2 separate regions of the Homo sapiens genome follow, and region 2 is linked to region 1. Evidence: read pairs that join two places in POLR2A ChIA-PET (ENCODE). Cell type or tissue: B cell. All regions are shown on one strand.

Region 1 (2,500 bases):
AGGATGCAAATCTAGTGAACAGAATGGAATGGAGCAAAAGACAATTATTTTAATACCCTCTGGTTAGTTTATTCTTTTTGACCTTGAACATCACAAAGACAAAATACATGAAACATTTTTATTTAGGAGCTTTAATCTAAGTGAGAATGACTTTGGTTCCTTAGCAAGATTAAAAAGTAAAGTTGTGGCTGGGCGCGGTGGCTCACACCTGTAATCCCAGCACTTTGGGAGGCCGAGGCAGCCAGATCATCTGAGGTCAGGAGTTGGAGACCAGCCTGGCCACCATGGTGAAACCCCGTCTCTACTAAAAATACAAAAATTAGCTGGGCGTGGTGGCGGGCGCCTGTAATCCCAGCTACTTGGGAGGCTGAGGCATGAGAATTGCTTGAACCCGGAAGGCAGAGGTTGCAGTGAGCCAAGATGGCACCACTGCACTCCAGCCTGGGCGACAAGGGTGAGACTCTGCCTCAAAAAAAAAAAAAAAAAAAAGTACAGTTGTATTTCATGTGATGGTCTTAATACAGAGATTAACATTTCAAGGTGGAGCTTTTCATTTTTAGTAATTTTCTTTGATTTCTCTATGTCCATGTGCTGTCAATATTGATAGAAGCTGAAATTTGTGAACTTTTATGACTTCTTTTTTTTTTTTTTTTTTTTTTGAGACAGGGTCTCGCTCTGTTGCCCAGGCCTGGAGTGCAGTGGCATGATCATAGCTCACTGCAGTCTCAAACTCCTGTGCTCAAGCTCAAGCAATCATCCTACCTCAGCCTCCTGAGTAGCTCGCACTACAGACATGCCTCACCACACCCGGTTGCTTTTTGTAGAGATGGGGTCTCACTATGTTGCCTAGGCTGGTTTCAAACTCCTGGCCTCAAGTGATCCTCCTGCCTCAGCCTGTGCTAGGATTACAGGCATCAGCTTTGATGCCCACCATATTTATGCCTTTTTCCAAATTGTTATTTCTTTGTGCCTTTATTGTATCCTGTAAACATTTCTGACACAGCAACAGTATCACTGGATTATACTTACTTTTTAACATAGTTGTGGTTTTGCCAGGTAAACTAAAAACCCTTCCAGAATTTTGCTTTATTTTCTATGATACCTAACACATTGTGGGTGTTTAATAAATATTCATTGACTAGATGAATGTATACTTAGGTATCTCTTTTGTTTTTCAGATTTAGCATGTAGACTGCTGGGGCAATCAATGGATGAAAGTGGATTACCACAGCTGACCAGTTATGATTGTGAAGTTAATGCTCCTATACAAGGCAGCAGAAACCTACTGCAGGGTGAAGAATTACTCAGAGCTTTGGATCAAGTTAACTGAGCTTTTTCTTAATTTCATTCCTTTTTTTGGACACTGGTGGCTCATTACCTAAAGCAGTCTATTTATATTTTCTACATCTAATTTTAGAAGCCTGGCTACAATACTGCACAAACTTGGTTAGTTCAATTTTGATCCCCTTTCTACTTAATTTACATTAATGCTCTTTTTTAGTATGTTCTTTAATGCTGGATCACAGACAGCTCATTTTCTCAGTTTTTTGGTATTTAAACCATTGCATTGCAGTAGCATCATTTTAAAAAATGCACCTTTTTATTTATTTATTTTTGGCTAGGGAGTTTATCCCTTTTTCGAATTATTTTTAAGAAGATGCCAATATAATTTTTGTAAGAAGGCAGTAACCTTTCATCATGATCATAGGCAGTTGAAAAATTTTTACACCTTTTTTTTCACATTTTACATAAATAATAATGCTTTGCCAGCAGTACGTGGTAGCCACAATTGCACAATATATTTTCTTAAAAAATACCAGCAGTTACTCATGGAATATATTCTGCGTTTATAAAACTAGTTTTTAAGAAGAAATTTTTTTTGGCCTATGAAATTGTTAAACCTGGAACATGACATTGTTAATCATATAATAATGATTCTTAAATGCTGTATGGTTTATTATTTAAATGGGTAAAGCCATTTACATAATATAGAAAGATATGCATATATCTAGAAGGTATGTGGCATTTATTTGGATAAAATTCTCAATTCAGAGAAATCATCTGATGTTTCTATAGTCACTTTGCCAGCTCAAAAGAAAACAATACCCTATGTAGTTGTGGAAGTTTATGCTAATATTGTGTAACTGATATTAAACCTAAATGTTCTGCCTACCCTGTTGGTATAAAGATATTTTGAGCAGACTGTAAACAAGAAAAAAAAAATCATGCATTCTTAGCAAAATTGCCTAGTATGTTAATTTGCTCAAAATACAATGTTTGATTTTATGCACTTTGTCGCTATTAACATCCTTTTTTTCATGTAGATTTCAATAATTGAGTAATTTTAGAAGCATTATTTTAGGAATATATAGTTGTCACAGTAAATATCTTGTTTTTTCTATGTACATTGTACAAATTTTTCATTCCTTTTGCTCTTTGTGGTTGGATCTAACACTAACTGTATTGTTTTGTTACATCAAATAAACATCTTCTGTGGACC
Region 2 (2,500 bases), 150 kb before region 1:
TACTTTACACACACACACACATATACATGTACACACACACACTCACCATACACTACACACATACCACAACACACACGCATACACAACTCCTGAGAATCCCCACAACTCCTTTGGTGTAAAGCAAGAAATCATATAATTTGAAGATGAATGAGTCAGAGGGAAATAATTTTTTTTTTTTTTTTTTTTTTTGGAGACAGAGTCTCACTCTGTCACCCAGGCTGGAGTGTAGTGGTGTGATCTCGGCTCACTGCAACCTCCACCTCCCAGGTTCAAGTGATTCTCCTGCCTCAGCCTCCCGAGCAGCTGGGATTACAGGTACCCCTCCAGCATGCCCAGCTAGTTTTTGTATTTTTAGTAGAGACGGGGTTTCACCATGTTGGCCAGGCTGGTCTCAAACTCCTGACCTCAGGTGATCCACTCACCTCAGCCTCCCGAAGTGCTGAGATTACAGGCGTGAGCCACCGCGCCCAGCCAGAGGGAAATAATTTACAGTTAATCCATACTATCTCTTCACTGTTCACTCACTAGCACAGAGTTGGAAAGAGGATTTTCAACAGTTGGAACAATTTGCATAAAACTAAGCTGGCAATGCATTGAAGCACTTTGCTTTAAAAATTGTGCTGTTAAAAACAGTCAAATGTATATTGCTACTGTAGTATTTCAATGATAGCTTTTTTCAAGTTAATCAAATTTTCATTTTATGAGTACTATTTTTCATATTCTTTTTCATTTGCTGATTTGTAATAGCGTAAGACTGTACGTTTATGCTTATACCTTTATAAAGATACACATTTGCTTCATGTTTTGAAACAGGTTTTAATGTGTGCTATAAATGTGTGCTCTTAAAAAGTACTGTACATATCATTTTACTGAAGCTTTAAAGTTTATGAATTCTGAATATTTAAAACTATAATAACAGTATCAATCCAAGCATTTCAGTATTAAGTAAAGTAAATCCCCAAATCCTGGTACTATTTGGCCTTGAAAAGTACTATTTCCCACGCTCCCATGATGAAACCTGAAGTTGCTTTCTGTGCCCAGAACAGTGCTTCCTATCCTGAAAAGCTCTCAGGAAATGTCTGATGAAAGAATGCATGAAAAGAAAGAAAAAGAGGCAGAGAAGAAGGAGGGGGAAGAGAGAAGAAAAAGATAAAGGAAGAAAAGGAGGGAATGAGATTGGAGGTGGGTGGATAAAGGGAGTGAGATAGACAGAAAGTCAACTGTAGCCTGCTTCTGACTCAGACGTCTTTTCTCTGTGGAAAATGGAGGCCAAAGACCATGTCGGATCTTGTTCAAAATATGATTGCTGGAACCCACCTTGTGAAGTGGCAACTTCATGGGACAGTCACTGGAAAATTCAGCTTTCCATCTGCAGTAGAGGAAGCAAATCTTACCGAGACATTTGACAGACACAGATGTTTAGTCTTAAACATTATTCCTATGGTCACTTTGCTATGGTAACAAGAACTTTGTCATGGAAATATTTGCATCGCTCATTTGCAATTGTTTTCTTTTCATCTCTAAGGCTCATTCGTGAGTTTTGGAAGGAGAGTTATGGTTTTATTGTTTCTCCTAATGATAAAAATAATACATCCTCATTATTTTTGAATAATGAGAAAATAAAATAAGCATAAGCAGAAAGTAAAGTAATAATGCCTATTATTCAAAACATCCAGATATGATAGTTATTAACATTTGGTTTTCATAAAATATATGTAAATATGATCATACTGTATATTCCATTACATAATCTCTTGTTTCACTTAATATATTGAAGACATCTCTGTCCATCTTTTAAAATTATTTCATAGCTTTCTGTTCTCGTTTGACAAATCTTTAGGTTTGCCAATGTTTTGTTATGATAAATGATGTGCTAAAGAACATTCTTGTACAGGCATTTTTATGCATTTACCCTGCTATTTCCTTGGGATAAATTCTTAGATGTGAACATTTAAATGTGAGTATATACATTTTAAAATACTATTTAAATTTGCTAAATTGCCCTCCAGAAAGCGTGACTCAATTTACATTCCCTTTAAAGTGTGTGAAAGTACCTATTATCTCATGCCTTCATCAGCACTAGTTATTATCATTCTTTTAAACGTTTTTCAGTTTTATAAGTTAAAAGGCATTTTCATTTTTATTTTTATTGGCATTTTCTTTATACTAGTGAGGTGAAATAGCTTTCATGTTGGCCATTTGCATTTCTCCTTTTTTGTGTAACTCGTCTGACCATGTTTTAACTGTATTTTACCTTTTCATAGATTTCCAAGAGTTCTTCATAATTCAAAACTATTAACCTTTTGCCGTCATATATGTTGTGAATTCTTTTTCAGTTTTTCATAACTTATGGTATGTGGTTTAGATACATAGAAGTTTTAAGTGGCCAGTATTCAATGATTTCTTTAATGTTTCTTATTAAATAATGCTTAGAAAGGAATTCCTAATTCCAAAATGATGTAATTTTTTTACCTATACTTTTTGATTATCTTTTGTTTTC

The links. ChIA-PET counts read pairs that join two places held together with the same protein. Peaks named below come from ENCODE experiments on the same cell type or tissue, not always from the same donor. Only the 100,000 strongest peaks of a DNase experiment are listed, where the experiment ranks them.
Region 2: POLR2A ChIA-PET joins it to region 1 with 11 read pairs; 5 of 35 experiments call an interaction of 5 or more read pairs at or near these places.

Annotation. Positions count from the first base shown.
Region 1 is chr14:61,745,756-61,748,255 of GRCh38, forward strand. It overlaps HIF1A (hypoxia inducible factor 1 subunit alpha), which reads left to right. Exons shown (of 15, transcript NM_001530.4): 14 at 1-62; 15 at 1,179-2,500. The coding sequence ends at 1,330. The region is part of intron 1 of HIF1A-AS3 (HIF1A antisense RNA 3); the gene reads right to left. HIF1A-AS2 (HIF1A antisense RNA 2) reads right to left here. Exons shown (of 1, transcript NR_045406.1): 1 at 1,284-2,500. Among named protein-coding and RNA genes, the nearest start is that of HIF1A-AS2, 2.1 kb to the right of the region's middle. In B cell, no CTCF peak of the experiment used is centred here; no DNase peak of the experiment used is centred here; H3K27ac peaks cover 583 bases.
Region 2 is chr14:61,595,769-61,598,268 of GRCh38, forward strand. The region is part of intron 1 of LINC03033 (long intergenic non-protein coding RNA 3033); the gene reads left to right. Among named protein-coding and RNA genes, the nearest start is that of LINC01303, 26 kb to the left of the region's middle. In B cell, no CTCF peak of the experiment used is centred here; no DNase peak of the experiment used is centred here.